Regions from separate parts of the Mus musculus genome. Here region 2 is linked to region 1. A link is a loop called in an ENCODE intact Hi-C map of the cell type or tissue named here. Cell type or tissue: left cerebral cortex. All regions are shown on one strand. Each heading gives the region's core, and the rest is flanking DNA. Links, peaks and the distances in the headings are about the cores only. Region 1 has its middle 19 kb from the start of Nek2. Region 2 overlaps Ints7 (integrator complex subunit 7).

Region 1 (8,275 bases), core at 3,166-5,665:
AAGGCAGACCAATACATGTGTATTGTTAGCAAAGAATCCTTCATCACATATCCTTTCACATGCTTGCTTTAGCAGAACATCCTCTCACCTGTGTCAGCTTCAGGAAAACACTCCTTCATGTGTCTGCCCCAGTAAAACGCCATCTGACGCAACTGACTTTCCAAAGAACCCTTACGTTTCCACTTGAATAACCATTCCTTCTTATTCGTCCCCAACATCACATATTAATATTGATATCACCATATAAAACATTCTAACTCTTTCAAGTCCCATAGTCTTTAAAACCTCCAGCCAGGGACCATGTTAATGTCTGCGGCCCATGTTACAACCACCAAAATCAACATGGATGTCTGTGGTCTGGACTGCCACCTGAAGCCATGTTAATGTCTGTGTGGTAGAGCTGGCCCCATCCCTCCTCAGCTGACGGCTTCTGACAGCATGAGTGCAGGCAGAGAGAGACTCAGCTTCCTTGAGGGGACTGGCCACTAGGAATTTGACCAGGCTCCAGTGAGTATATAGACAGCATAGAATGTGTCGCGCCCGCTCTCGACCAGCAAGAACGACGCGACCACCAGTCCTTCTAACAACAGTTTATTCAGTCCTGATTCTTCTTGTTTATATCTCCCCCGAACCCTGGGCCTCTCACTCCTTTTATACTCTCTCTCATCCAGGCACCGCAGGCCACGCCCCCTCGCCAGTCACGAGGCTTCAGCTAATCAGGGCAGCAGGGGCAAATCTCCACCAAATTGGATTCACCTGTATCCTGGTACACCTGCGCAGCACTCAAGATGTTTGTGTCTTATATGAGGAAGTCAGGTGCAAGTCATATGACTTAGCTGCAGTCCCTGGCGCCTTTGGGACTGCCGCCACACCCACTCCCCACAAGAATGGACTTTCTTTTTCCTTTTTGGAGGGAAGGATGCTATGGGGGAGGGGGTAGACATGGGAAGAGTGGGAGCTGAACACAATCGAATAATGGATGTGTGATTCACAAATAATAAATAAATACCCCTCAAATTAAAAAAAAAGTACAGTATCTTTAAAACATCTAAAGTCTCTCTAAAATTTCAAATCTCTTAATTGTAGGCTCTTTAAAATAAAATTAAAAAATATAATAAGTTACATATTTCCTACAGCAGAAGAGAAAAATCAGGACCCAGTTACTTTCAAAGCAAAGCAAACCCAAAATCTAGCAGTGTGAAGCTAAATGTCTGACTCACAATCTTCTAGGCTCCCAAAAGCTTGCCACAGCACACACAGCAGAGTCCTAGGCTCAGTTACTCCACAGCTACTGCTGTCCTTAGCAACTGTCCCATGGTATTTCCAAAATGCTGGGGTCTGTTCTGATTGCGTTGCATCTTTAACAACCATGGGCTTTTTTCAGGGACTCTAACACTCCCACATGGTGCCAAAGACTCAAATTCTCTCCGTGACCTTTTTAATCCTGGGTCTTCTGCTTCCACTGAGACTCCATATTCACCAATAGCCTCTCCTGTCTTCTCACGGTACCGAGCCTCAGCTGCTCTCCATGACCCCCTCATGCTTTCAAAACCAGCACCACCTGAGAGACTCACATAAAACCAAGTCCCAGTAGCCCATCAAGTCACACCCCTTTCTGATCTCAACACATTAATGCTGTGTTTTCATGTATCATCTGACACAGCAAACCTTTACGGTATTCCTGTGGGGAGATTTTAATGATTTCTCATTTAAGAGTGGGATTTCTGGTCTCACATCTCACACACACTAGGCAAGTGCTCCACCATGAAGCTACACTCAGTCCTTAAAACAATGTTTGCTTCTGGAAAAATAAGCATAATAGACAATTTGTTAACCTAACACATCTTAGTATATCGTGGACAGTGCTGAGGGTATACACTCTATGGTAGATCCCATATGCAATTCTATTTTGTCTTCCAATATGGAGACTCTACAACAGTGACTCCATCCCTCACCTCTCTGCTCTACAGGTCACCACTCTGGCACATTTCCATGAATGTGGGAAGTCTACATACCTCCTATGATCCAAGTGTTATATTTATCTGTCGTTGCTTTCTTTCTTAGCCAGGGTTTTTTTGTATATCCCAAGCTGGCCTTGAACTTGCTATATAGCTAGGACTTAGGGAAAACCTCTAGGTCCCTTCCTCCCAGGGTCTCATCCTAGAATGCACGGTCCCCACCCTGGCTTGTTGAACCTGGAACTCCTGCTCCTATACCTCTTGAGTGTTAGTATCAGAGGCTAGTTCCACCACATTTGTTGTAAGGAGTGCTGGGGACCGAACCCAGTCTCTGTGTGTATTTGACAAATGCTCTAACAATTTAGCCAAATCCCTCATTTACCCTTTTGTGACTGGCTTGTTTTACGTAATTCCTTGAGGTTTTTGCCTTTTGGAGTATATATCAACATTTCTGAGGATTTCCTTTTGGCAAGACATCTATAGACAGGAAACAGGGACTCATACAGCATAGTGGATGGTCTTTGTACCTCAAAAATGCAACATACCTGTAATCCTAACTCTTAGAAGGCAAGAGGATTGTGAATTCAAGGCCAGCCTGGGCTACATAGTTGTAACCCTTTCCAAACAAAACAAAACAAAACAAAACAAAACAAAAAAACAAAAAAAAAACTTTCTATGAGATCGCCTAGAACCAACCAAACATAAAAGAGATTTTAAAATATTTATTTATTTATTTATTTATTTATTTTAAATCCTCAAACACCTAGAATAAGTGAGAGCAGACTGAAGCCCAGGCGGTGGGAACACTGCTCTGGTGTAATGGGCCCTCCCAACCCAAAGGTTCAGCCAACCCTGGACAGAAACTCTCTTTTACGTGTTATGCATTGCTATTGACAGACTCCGAAAGGAGCCCCTCACTCAGGCCTCAGGACAATAGCGGACACCCAAGAACTCACGAGAGACCGAGCTTGTTGCAAACCACATGAGGCTTTATTGGGGGGGGGGGAGCCAGAGCTCTGGGGGACGACTCATATCCCACGCAGGGGTAGAGGAGTCGACCTCGAGGGGAAAGAGGTCCCAGTTTTTTAGGCCCTCGGGGGGGGGGGAAGGAGAGGGGGAGAGTAGGGGATTTCCAGATCTAAACAATGTCTATTCTCAAGAAATGGGTATGGGAGGGGTACAAGGAAAGAGTCTGATGCAGGTGTAGCAACTCAGGATTGGCCGGGGAGATTTTCTGACTCTTTCCCAGCAACCAATATCACAAACACCTGGCAATGGGCTTCATCCGTGGGCACACACATGGGTCAAGGAACGGTCAAAACATTGGCAGACACACAGGTTCAAGGAGTGGCCAGAGCATTGTGCACCTCTATTTTTCTAAATCTGTGAAGCTAGTTCTGCTAACACTGACATCTATCTTGCCAATTTCAGGGCTTCTGTGTCCTTTTACATTCTGTCAGGATCTTTCAATATGTGCTATGGTTACTCCTGAACTCTTTCTTAGGATTGCCCTCGGAATGGTAATGTAGGCTTACACTGCACAGGCATTGTAAGTTGCCTAGAGAACGCTAATATATGCAGGAGGAAGTAGGTAGGTAATATGCAAATACAATGCTAATTTATTTTATGGGAGCAATTCAGGGCTTGGTGTGGCAATCCTGGAATCGGTCCCGAGGTTAACCAGGGACTGTTCAATGGCTCTGCTAAGAAGTTAAGTAGCTGTAGAGACCACTAGTCCTTCACGACATCCCACAGGGGGTCAGCATGGCGGCTGTTTGACAGGCTTTATGTAGGAGAGAGGGATTCGTGCTGGGGATGCTTGTGGGAAGGAAGAAAGGTAGAGGAAGCTGCAGTGGGGGAGGGGAGGCTGGAGTCCAGAAGCCTGGGGCTAAGAGACTAGGATGTGCTCAAGGAGTCAGAAGCTTGGATAAGGTGGAGCAACAGGGTCAATTCTGTCTGTGAGGCTCTCTCAGGAGCAAAGTGGGCAGGGAGGGACACCTGTTCCCAAGCGACATCTGACCCTCTTCCAAACAGGTGTAGCAGGTATTTCTAGATCTGAGTGCACGGAGAGGCTGACACATCACTGACACCCTCAACTTCCCATGAGTCAGAGCTATAACTGGGGGTGGGGGTGGGGGTGGATTTCCTCTTCAAATCACAGTTCACACCACATCTCTTCAAGATATAGTCCAGACTATTAATCAAGAAGTCTCCCTTCTTCTTAGAACCTTAGGTGGCTTTCAAGAATCCAGACAACGGAGTCAGGAGAACCAGGGAGCATTTGTAGCTAAATGAGTGTGTTCCCGAAAGAACGAAAGCTTTCCCTCCCCTCTGCTTGGCACATAGCTCACTGGAATGCTTTCTCAGTCACGTAGGAAGCCCTAGTGGGAATCTCAGATGAGCACTCCCATATGCTGGCAGCCTGGAGCCCACTGCACAGGGAGCCTGTCTAAACCCAGCCAGGCAAGTGCACTGGGGATGCACATAATCTCAGGACTTAGGGAAAACCTCTAGGTCCCTTCCTCCCAGGGTCTCATCCTAGAATGCAAGGTCCCCACCCTGGCTTGTTTTCTTCCCTTTGGAAGAGCTTGAGTCTGACCTGGCCAGTGACTCAGCCATCTTTGCCCCGGGGAATTCTTGGAAGGAGGTGAGGAAACTGCTTTCTGTGAAGGTTGTGCCTGGGCCTGCTGTAGAAGACTGGAGGCTGCAGAATGACGTACAGCCACCTCCTAGAAGTCTGAATGACAGGGGAAGGTCCCTGCATTATCATCCCTTAAAAGTTACTGGCAGGGGAGTTGGTCAGAACACGAAAGTTCTAGAAATGAGCTCATTGGGTTTGCAAATCTCCTTTGGCCTGTCTGACCCGCTTGGGCAGTTGTCCACAGCAGTGGCAGAAGCTTCATTCAGGTCACATCACATTCCGTGAGGTAACAGGAAGCACTCGGGTTACAAGTCACACTATTTCCAGCACAGGAAGGTCTTGGTGGGTGTGAGGCAAACTCTGCTTTGGAAAAACATGGGTCCTCTCTTCCACAGACACCTCCTTATCATGTCACCCTCAGAGTACCTCATCTCTAGCCTTACCTATTCACGCCCTTCCTTGTTCAGATCACCCAGGACAATGATATACTGCCTGGTGTCTGGGGACCGATTGCCTGTGCAACTTGACTTACAGGCTGCCGCTCCTAGACCAAGTTGAGATCCAGATTCCTGACAACCTTTGTCCCATTAACCCTCACACCCAGAAGGCCAAGAGCCAGGTAGCATCATAACCTCACCATTTACCCAAAAGATTTGATCTCGGAAGTGTCCGATGCTGTAGACGGGGAGGGTCGCTGTTACAATAAATAATAAAACTGTAATTGGCCAATGTTTGCGGTTCTCGCTCCAGGGCCCCAGCACCGGACATGCATTACCAAATGTCATCTCCACAGTTTTAAAAGTCAGTCCTGAGATGGGGACTATCTTTAACCCTTTAGTAAAGAAAACCAAGTGTCAGTAAGCCAGAGGCTAATTCTCAAACATTCCCCGAGCTGTGCTTTTGTCTGATAGTGTCACCAGTCTGCAGGGTCATCCCCATGCCCAAGAAGGTGTATAGCAACTGGCCAGGCGGAAGAGGTCGGTAGGTCTGGATATAGTCAGAGCCTGAAATTCTTAAAAGCTCCTGTCTTAGTCAGGGTTTCTATTCCTGCACAAACATCATGACCAAGAAGCCAGTTAGGGAGGAAAGGGTTTATTCAGCTTACACTTCCACATTGCTGTTCATCACCAAAGGAAGTCAGGACTGGAACTCAAGCAGGTCAGGAAACAGGAGCTGATTCAGAGGCCATGGAGGGATGTTCCTTACTGGCTTGCCTCCCCTGGCATGCTCAGCTTGCTTTCTTATGGAACCCAAGACTACTAGCCACAATGGGCCCTCTTTCTCCTTGATCACTAATTGAGAAAATGCCCCACAGCTGGATCTCATGGAGTCATTTCCTCAAAGGAGGATCCTTTCTCTGTGACAACTCCAGCTTGTGTCAAGTTGACACACAAACCAGCCAGTACAGCTCCCTCACATGGCTGCTGCTCCAGGGCTCAGGCCCTGAGGATTCTACCTTACAGCACAGGGGGCTCCAGACCTCCAGCAGATAGCCTGGGTCTCTCACATTCCTCTGCTGTGTTCATTTCTCGGTCTTAATCCGAGAAATCAAGCCCCTGCAGCCAGGGAGCCCTCCAGAGGGGACAGACATCAGCACCCACAGTCACACTCCATAAACAGCTTCCAGGACAACACACTTAACAGCACGTATGGTCACTCTAGACCTAACTTGAGCCAAGCTGGCCCCATTGGGGCACAGCCTTCAAGCACACTGGGGTCAGGGCTAAGCAGGAAATAAAACCCACAGACAGCTCATATCACCTCGTAGTTCTTACTCTGGTTTCAGCTATGTTTGGCGACTGGATGGCCTTTCTTCTCACCCCTGAAGACAAGACTCTCTTATTTCAGTCCCCCACTATGTGCCTGACATCTAGAATGGTGGCTGACACTTGGGACGGGGACAGGGAAAGGAATGGACAGAGGGCTGAGCAGATAAAGAAGAGATGAGAAGCTGGGCTCGATGACATGTAGTTTTCATCCCAGGATTCGGGAGGCTGGGGCAAGTGGATCCCTGAGTTCCAGGACAGCCTGGTCTACAGAGTGAGTTCTAGGACAGCCAGGACTACACAGAAAGAGCCTGTCTTAAAGAACTAAAATAGAAGAAGAGGGGGAGGAAGAGGAAGAAAAGAGGAAGACCAGGAGGACCAGGAGGAGGGCCAGGAGAGATAGAGGACAACTGAGTGAGATAAGATGAAGGAGGTTGGTTGACTGAAGCTGGGGTAACTTGCTGGTGGTTCCTAAGAAACCCCACCTGCCTTCTCTGCCTTCCCAAACCCAGCTCCCTTGAGCAGGTAAAAGCTGTGGCCTGTGGATCCCAACCTCGGCTCATCCACTTTGCTACCTTTCCTCTAACAGCAGGTGTGGGTGGGTGGGTGGCTCACATGACAGAAGTCAGAGGCTCAGGGCAGGCAGGGTCGATGAGGGCAGTGTGGGAGAATCCTAGACCTCTCCTGAGACTGTGGTGCCCTGCTGGACATCTCTGGGGGTGATGGTAAATATTGACCACCAGCTTGGCAGAATCTTGAATTACTCAGAAGACAAACTTCCAGGCATGCCCGAGAGTGTTTCTAGACGGGGTTAATCGAGGTGGGAAGACTCAGCCTAAATGTGGACGGCAGCATTTCATGGGGAGAGGTCCTGGGCTGAACAAAAGGAGGAGATGAGCTGAACTCCAGCATGCATCTCTCTGTGGTTCCTGACTGCAGATGCTACAGGACAGCTGCTCACCCCTGCTGTCATGCCCTGCCCCCCACCATGATGGACTGTACTCTCCAACTGTGAGCCAGATAAGCCCCGCCAGAGGTAAAGTCACTTTTGTTGGGTACCTTTTGACAGCACAGAAATAACGAACATACCTGGCCTGTGGCTGCATTGTGGTCTGTCTTCCTGTGTGTTCCTTCTCCCTGTGTGTGACCCTTTCTGAAAGGCAACAGCCATTGGGTAAAAGCCCACCAATGACCTTATCTGGCTGAATACACTGACTGTGGGCATCCTGTTCTGAGTGCATGATGGTCATGTGCTGAGGTCCTGGGGTCGGGGCTCCAATACATCTTTTTCTGTCAGTTAGACTTTTATATCTAGGAGGGAGACATGTTGGAAGGCAGAAAGGGGAGGATCTGGGGAGACCTCCCAAGGATGTGGTCCCTCAGGCTGGCGAAGAAAAGGTCAGGTGCTAGGGGCAGTGGGCTTCCACACCCTGGGACCCCTGAGGCTGGAGAGAAAAGCTGAGGGCCTAGGAGCTGAAATGAGGTCCCCACCCCACCCCACCTCCGATTCCACAGGTATCATCAGTGAGGGCCCACTGCTCACAGGAGGACAGCATGGATAGACCTTGAATGTTGCACCCTGTCAAGAGCAAGAGCTGCCAGGGAAGGAAGCCATGCAAGAATTTCAAGCCTCCCTTTCTGGAACTTTCCATCATGGGTAAGAATACAACACTCTTCACCTCCTTTCTGAGACACAGGAAGAGAAAAAGGTCACTCGGGGGCACAGGTCTGTCTGGGCCCAATGCCATCACTCAAGCACCAGGTCATTTTTTTCATCATTTCTTCATTTTTTTTCATCTTTATTTCTTTTCATTTAACAAAATGATTTATTTTATGTGGATGAGTTGTCCAACCTAAATATTTGTATGTGCACCCTGTGCCTGCAGTACCTGCAGAGGCCAGAAGAGGGT
Region 2 (8,275 bases), core at 3,924-6,423, 190 kb before region 1:
ATGCAACATTGAGCTGATTTACACAAACAAGGAGGATATATTTTATTATCTTCCTGATATCTTGTAAGTGTAAGGCTGGAAATGTTCCATGCCTCCACTCAAGATTAGGAAGTCCATTGGACGGTATCTGCCTCTGTGATCACGATGGCCTTTATGGGGGCCACAAGCTCAGCAGTCCTCCTACCCACAGCACAGTGTGCTTCCTGTCCCCGTATTTATTCACACTGTTTGCCAAGGCCCTACAGTAATTTGGGAAACATTCTCCCAGTGGACATTAGATTGATTTGACTATTTGAGTAAAAAGCATTTCTTGCATGTGATATAAGAAACAGCTGCATGGTCTCAGTGACCTAAGTTCCCTGTGACATCACAGCCTCGGGGACCCACAGGCATTTGGCAGTACAGTGTTATAGCTGCAGGACATACCCAGAGCTTTCTTCTTAGGGCCAGTACTTTGCAAGAGAGGCTGACTTTCATAAGAATCTAAAGGGTATTGGACTAACTGAAAATATACCTACATGGTTTATGTCTGATGGGACACAGTTTTCTTAGCTGTCCTGGTAGTGATAATTTCAGTTTCTCTTTATAGCTTCATGACCTCATTGATTTAATATGAATACTTTATATCTTTAATAATGTGGTAGTGTTAAGGAAGGTATCTGAAGATAGCCTTTATATTTCAGAAACAATTTTTAGATGTGATGTGTCTTTCTGTTTGTGCCTTTGTGTGTTGTCTGTCGTCTGACCACCCAGCCTAATGTTTTTTTCCAGATCTCTTGTCACTGGAGCAAGATGCTGTCTTCGGCCTGGAATCCCTTCTGGTGCTTTGTAGTCAAGATGACAGTCCAGGTGCTCAATCCACTGTGAAGGTGAAGATGACATCACTCAATACACTGCCTCTTTCCATAGCCTAAATTGTGGAGTAATCCCTAGGGTGCAGGCCATCTACTCTGTCATAGCTCCTCAGTTATACCATTTTAAGGCGGAAGCAGCCATGCATGAAATGTGGCGGTTAGAGGGGAGGGCATGACTTCACTAGCTCTGGGTAGTCGGCTAGATTTCCAGTGCTAGGCATGATTTCTCCCGTGTTGAGAAAGTCTCATGTCCAAGTCGAGAGCTGTTGGTTACTGAAAGGGCGTGTGCATCACCACTGCACTTCTAGGTTTATTGTACCATGTTGTCCATAGGTGTTAAGTAGGACTCTTGATTGCTTCTGTCCTTTGGAAGCTTGTCTGGTACCTCTGGTACAATGTGAAGGCTAGTCCTCAGGAGGAGGCTCTCAGGTCAGTTCCAGAACAGGAGCCTCTGTGCCCTGTTTCTGAAGATGCCAACAATTACAGATTTTAATAAGATTTTGGACTTAGTATAGTGGGCTGTACATAGAGGATCAGGAAGGTTCCAGGGTTAGAGGCTCCTCCATGTGTAGTAGGATGTGCCATTCATATTGAAAGGACTGCATCGAGTGACTAGTGAGAGGGAAAGTATGGAGGCCATCAGATGTGTTAAAGAATGCGGACTTGACTTTATAGGGAGTGAGGAGACATTAGAATTTTAGGATAGTGGAGACAGTCTTGCCTTTGTTGTAGTTATGTTTGTGTAGTGTGTGCCCAACTGTTGAAGACGTGTATATATATTTCAACTTGTTGAAAGCCACCTAGCTGATGTGGGCTCCAGCTAAGGTCCACTTTGTGTTCATTGCGTGTGCCTCTCAGCACACTGGCAGCTTATGTGGTTGTAGTACGAAGGAAAGACAGATGGGCCCATCTTTTCCTGAGATTAGAACTAGTGGGACGTTTGTGGTGTTGTAGAAGAATGGGAGGGAGAATTTTAGAAACATAAATCAGTGGTGGAAAGTGAGAGGCATCCATGTTTTTAGTTTTGTTAGCTAGGATAACACATAGGTCATAAAGTAGGCCCAACAGAGAAAATCTGCAGCTGTCAGCTCTTAACTTTCAGCTGAGCAATAAATAAGAGAAAATTAGAAGCGTCTTCCCATACTGATGCTCACAAAGTCATTGAGGGCGTCTGAAACCAAGTCATCAGTAAACCGAACATGCATGTGCTATGCGGAGCAGTGGCCTCATAAACATTCTAGCGTCCGTCACCATCCTGAGTTCTGCTGTGGGTGGTTTCCGAGCACTCTGCAGAAGCAGGTCCTGGGAAGTGCTGTAGCTCTGCCTCCTTAGGGTTAGCCTCATGATTTTCATCTGCCTATTGAAATTCTGGACATGTTTTAAGCATAGCACACTTCACTGGTGTGGGATTCAGAATCCTGTGTTGCTTATGGAGAAAAATGGTGAACCTACAAAGAACGTGCCCGTGAGTCCCCATAACTTAAACAAGGTGCTCTTTAAAGTGTAGCAGTGCACTCTCCCTCTTGCCCCTTTGCAGTACTGGGGACTGAAGCGAGAGCCTCAGTGCAGGCTCGGCAGTCCTCCACTCAGGGGTAACCAGGCTGTTCTCTCTGCAGAGTGCTCTCAGCTGTATGGTGAAGCTGGCCAAGGGCCGGCCCCATCTGAGCAGGTCAGTGGTTGACACTCTGCTAACTCAGCTGCACAGCTCTCAGGATGCTGCCCGGATCCTCATGTGCCACTGCCTGGCAGCCATTGCCATGCAGCTCCCGGTACTGGGCGATGGAATGCTTGGGGACCTCGTGGAGCTCTACAAGGTGATTGGACGATCAGCCACAGACAAGCAACAGGAACTTCTGGTAAGGAACTGCTTTTTCCTGCTGTAAATGACTAGGAACTAGTCTGTTGGCAGATACCTAAGAATGCCAGCACTAATGTTGGACTTTATTTGAAAAGCAAACAGGTTAACGTAATTCTGCAGGACTGGGGATATAGTGCAATGTACAGTGTTTGCCCAACATGTAGAACACCCTAGCTTTCATCACAGTACTACAAAAAATATTTAAAATTAAGGCAGTACCAGTAACTTTTGTTGTTTTCTTTTGAGACAGAGTGTGACTGTGTAGTGCAGGTGTGCCTTGAACTCAGGGCAGTACTCTTGTCTTGAACTCACAAGCACTGGCTGGGATTACAGTCGTGAGTCTTTGTTCCCAGCTACCAGGAGCTTTTTCTAAAAGTTAAACCTCTTAGGAATCTGATAAAAATGCTGAACTAGAAGCCATAACATACACACAAAGGATCTAGTGCAGAACCTTAGCCGTGCACACCCTTGCGAGCTGCCTTGGACCCTGAATTCATGTGTGCTTTGATCATATTGGTCTAGACAACCTTTTTTTCCTTGCTGTCCTCCATCCCTCTGGCTCTTACATTCTTTCTGTCTCCTCTTCTGAGGGTTCTCTGAGACATAAAGGGAGGGATTTGATGGAAACACTCTGTTTAGAGCTGGATATTTCAAAGTCTTTGGCTTGCTGTATAGTATGTCAGCCAGGTTTGTTTTTTATTGAAGTGGCATTTGAGCTAGTGATCTCTGTCCTTTTTTATTAGCACTACTAAAGCCAATTTTAAAAAGAAAACACGAGGGGTTTTTTGTTTTTAATCTAAGAAAGAATACAGTAAAATGTTTGCATCTGACTTTGCTGAAGGAAACAATGCTAGCCCGGGCATTGTGATGCATGCCTTTCATCCAGCACTAGGGATGCAGAGCGAAGGCATCCTGGTCAACATGGTGAGTTGTAGGTCAGCTGGACCCAGTCTCAAAAAAGATGAGAACAGTGTTAGGTATAGAGTTAAATCTACCCCAGCTCTGCTCCACCCTGTCTGCAGCTTCAGGAAGGAGTGGTATTGAGCTCACAGTCTGAGAGGGCTCTGTCCAGCATGGCGGGGAGGGCGTGGCCACCGGAGCCTCACAGGGTGGCCATATCACATGATGCCAGGAAGCAGAGAATGATGAGCACCCCGTGTGTAATCTTTGTCATCGGTCCAGGGTTTCAGCCACGGCATGTGCTGTCCCTGCTGAGGATAAGTCATCCCACCTTGGTGAAACTCTGGAGAAACCTGAGGTGTGAGCCCATGATGTCCTAATTAGGGTGTTAGTTACTGGGATGAAGTGTCAAGACCAGAAAGCCAGTTGGGGAGGAAAGGGTTGGTTTGGCTTACACTTCCACATTGCTATTCATCATTGAAGGAAATCAGGGTGGGGACTCAAGCCAGGTAGGAACCTGGAGACAGGAGCTGGTGCAGAGACCATGGAGGGATGCTGCTTACTGGCTTGTTCCTCATGGCTTGCTCAGCCTGCTTTCTTATAGAACGCAGGACCAACATCCCAGGGATGGCATTACCACAATGGGCTGGGCCCTTCCTCATTAATCACTAATTAAGAAAAAAATTACCCTACAGGTATGTCTACAACCTGATCTTACAGAGGTTCCCTCTTCTCAAATGACTTTAACCTAACACAGCTATCCAGCATACATGGTAATTTTAAATCCAGTCAAATTGAAAGTGAAGGTGAACCATCACACTCCCTATGTTAACTCCTCCTCCTGTCTTTCCTCTGTGCACTGCACTTGCACTTGGGTGACCTCAGCATATGCATTGCTTTGCATGTCTTAGCTTTGTGCAGAGGTTATGCTGCCAGTCAACTTTCACCGTTTGCCTTCCTTGCTAGTAATTTATATTGATCTCTGGGTTTATTTCACTGATGGATTTCACTGGGTGACTATATCATAATTCATTTTTCCTTAATTGTGAGCCTTTTTCTCCTAGTTACTTTATAAGCAGTGCTCTGAGTAAAAGGAATACATTGCTTAATGACTTAAACATGATAAATGAAATATCAACAGAAGGTAAGTCCACTTTGTTCCTTTGTATCGTACTTAGCTATTTGGTGTGATGTGCATAAGCGCATGAGGAGGTCTGGGGACAACTTCCCTTTCACTGTGGAAGGCTGAGGTATTGAACCGAGGTCATCAGGCTTGGCAGCAGCCATGTTTACCTGATGAGCCGTCTCAGTGGCCCTAAATTCTCTTCTGTTTTGCTGATCTTTAATTTTTGTCTTTGTCTTTGAATAAAATTACGTGTCTTTTTTACTTGTTTTCTGTTAGGTAAGTTTGGCTACTGTGATTTTCGTAGCCAGCCAGAAAGCATTGTCTGCAGAAGTGAAGGCGGTAATCAAGCAGCAGCTTGAAAGCGTCTCCAGTGGGTGGACCGTGTACCGGATTGCCAGGCAGGCTTCCAGAATGGTATGGGCTTCCCTATTGAGTGGAGGTGTTTGGTGGGATGTTAGAACATGCACTATAAGTGATGTGGTCATTTTTATAGTCAGAACTCAAAGTATATATGGAAGTTGTCTTAGTCAGCGTTCTCTTGCTGTGAAGAGGCGTCTTGGCCAAGGCTGCTCTTGTAAGAGAAAAGCATTTAGCTGGGGCTGGCTCACAGTTTCAGAGGGTTAGTCTGATCATGGTGGGAGGTGTGGTTATGACCAGGAGGTGCTGGAGAAGTACCTGCGAGTGTGATCCTGATCCATAGGTGTCAGACAGAGACGCTGAGCCTAGCTTGACTTTTGAAACCTCATATCCCAAGCCCAGGCACACATCTACTGCAGCAAAGCCACACCTCCTAATCCCTGTAATCTCTTCAGACAGCTCCACTCCCTGAGGACCGAGCATTCAAACCTGCCCCATGGGGCCATTCTCAAGACTTGCTTGTTACTTAGGCTCTCTGAGGATGGCAAAGGCACTGTCCTAACTTAACTTTCCTCATAAGCTGTAGTAAGTGTATAAGTAGGTGACGGCGCACACTGTGTCCGTACGTTGTTAGCAACACGTACACTTTGCTATAGGTTGTGGTATCAGGACCTCTTCCCACCTGCTGTTTCTGTCATTATTTATCAGCACATATTTTCTTCTCATTCTTTCTCCAACCTTATCATTGGATTTCTTTAAGAAATACAAAGCATGGGGCTGGAGAGATGGCTTAGTGGTTAAGAGCACTGACTGCTCTTCCGAAGGTTCTGAGTTCAAATCCCAGCAACCACATGGTGGCTCACAACCATCCGTAATGAGATCTGACTCCCTCCTCTGGAGTGTCTGAAGACAGCTACACTGTACTTCTATATAATAAAAATAAATAAATCTTTAAAAAAAAAAAAAAAAAAAAAGAAATACAAAGCATAATTAGTCCAGAGACCAGAGTGTGGGGCACGGCTCTGGTGGTCAGAGCAGGAGCATAGACTGCAATGCTGACTGTAAGGGCGTGCCGGGATCTTGGGCATCTGTGCCTCTAAGGTCCTGAGTGCCATTCACCTTCTGCCTCCTAAATAGCTCCTGAAAAATGACACACAGGTACTTTTTGTATTTTACACTAAAATTCTAGACTTGAGTTACAATTCACTCCAGTTATTTTCCCACTGGGGCTTTTAGTTTTAGTAAAGAACTTGAGGCATTGTGTTATATAAAAAGCAGCTCGGCATTTTTTTTTCTGAAGAAGTAGACTGTCTTAAGGAGTTATGTAATATGAGATGTGATTTTTGAGCTTATTCTGGGTTTCTCTTTTACTTGCTGAATGTAGAGCCTCACCCTGGCCTCTTTTTTTGTTAGGGCAACCACGACATGGCTCGAGAGCTTTACCAGAGTTTGCTGACGCAGGTTGCATCAGAACACTTCTACTTCTGGCTGAACAGTCTGAAGGAGTTCTCCCATGCGGAGCAGTGTCTGACTGGGCTGCAGGAGGATAGCTTCAGCTCAGCACTTTCCTGCATTGCTGAGTCTTTGAAGTTCTACCACAAAGGGATCGCCTCCCTAACGGTGAGTCCTCTCCCCGGTCGTGGTGACTGGGGTAGGATGCTCGTCTCTCTGCCTTGGCTTATCTATCCTCTTTTGACAACTTGTGAAACCTGGTGGCAATATCAGAAAATACATATACACAGAAATAAAACTCTTGTTAGTATTCTTAGTTGGTGAAAACTTCTTTTATACCACATGTACAGAAAATTGCTGACTTGAGGCAGAATGGTAAGTGCTGTGGAGAGAGGCTCCTTCCTCCACGTTCTTAATCAGTAAGACTCTAGCCTGCTGCCATCCATCCCATCACCAAGCACGCCCCATCCTCCTCTCTTCTGTCTGACTGCTCACCAAGTAGAGGGTTTTGTAGGGTGTTTGTAATGTTTGGAACATTTGTGTGTGGTAATCCGTTCTCCGGTGCCCTCCCCCACCCCTCTCTCTGCAGTGATAATGTCTAAGCCTCCTGTGCTGTCTTAGGAATGACTGAGCAAGTAACATGCTAAGTTTAGGCAGCAATGAGCCTCTGAATGTCAGTGAGATGTTCAGGTGTCAGGCGATGCTACCCGTAGTGAGTTTCTCGACGTTGTTACATCTGTCACACGGTAGCTTAGGTATTTACCTATCGGGTTATTATGACTTGTGCATAAACTGACGCATGCAGTCCTCCCATGGCTTCCGGGAAGGTGGATTCCAACGCACTCACGTAGGCACGGATGTCCAAATCCTTGTATGTTCAAGACCCCCATTAAAAAGAAAGGTGCAGCCTTTACATGCGCTCCATGAACACGCCTCTTGTGCTTCAGATCATCTCCAGGCACCTTGTAATGCTGTGTTGTGCTAGCATCCTCCTGTGCTCTGTGAGGAAGAGATAGGAAACGTTAGTCTGCGCATGTGCGTTCCATCCTAGTGCACTTCCTCCCTGAGCATTGGGAACGAGGCGCTGACACTGCATGAAGCCCCTCTCTCTATCCCAGGCCGCCAGCACACCGCTGAATCCTTTGAGCTTTCAGTGTGAGTTTGTAAAGCTCCGGATCGATCTCCTCCAAGCCTTCTCGCAGCTCATTTGCACGTGTAACAGCCTGAAGACAAGCCCTCCCCCTGCCATCGCCACCACCATCGCCATGACCTTAGGAAACGATCTTCAGAGGTGCGGCCGGATCTCCAATCAGGCATGTCTTCTTTTCTCTCCATTTTACATGATATTTATACTTCAGAGATTCTTGAAGATGAAAGGTTATACAAATTAAAGTCAATGGTATGTGTCAAGTACTCACTCTCAATGTTTGGCCGGATAGGATGGTGTGTTCTTTAAACAATCCCAGTGCTGTGTGTTGTACAGGAAGAGTGGAATTACGTTAAAGAGTTGGGAATATCTACAAAAGTACTAGTTATCCTATTGAAGCTCGAAGAAAGGAAAATGCAAGTGTCTTGTCTCTAGATGTCATAAGTAAATATACCCTGTGAACACTTAGAACTTCATTAGCCGTCTTTGTCGATTTTGTGTAATAAAGTTATGGAAATGACAACTCAATTTTTATTTGAACTGTTTTCAAGGATGAATTTTCTGTGCTTTAATTTGTTTTT

Evidence for each region. Hi-C counts contacts between places; a loop is a spot of excess contacts. Peaks named below come from ENCODE experiments on the same cell type or tissue, not always from the same donor. Only the 100,000 strongest peaks of a DNase experiment are listed, where the experiment ranks them.
Region 2: it touches region 1 in a loop (9-fold over the local background); 5 of 42 quality-filtered maps call a loop at or near these places.

Annotation. Positions count from the first base shown.
Region 1 is chr1:191,798,663-191,806,937 of GRCm38, forward strand. No RefSeq gene overlaps it. Among named protein-coding and RNA genes, the nearest start is that of Nek2, 19 kb to the right of the region's middle. In left cerebral cortex, for the core only: no CTCF peak of the experiment used is centred there; a DNase peak (open chromatin) is centred at 4,342; H3K27ac peaks cover 896 bases.
Region 2 is chr1:191,605,350-191,613,624 of GRCm38, forward strand. Ints7 (integrator complex subunit 7) reads left to right here. Exons shown (of 20, transcript NM_178632.6): 10 at 772-869; 11 at 2,471-2,710; 12 at 5,015-5,152; 13 at 6,509-6,715; 14 at 7,666-7,860. Among named protein-coding and RNA genes, the nearest start is that of Ints7, 34 kb to the left of the region's middle. In left cerebral cortex, for the core only: no CTCF peak of the experiment used is centred there; a DNase peak (open chromatin) is centred at 5,198; H3K27ac peaks cover 1,782 bases.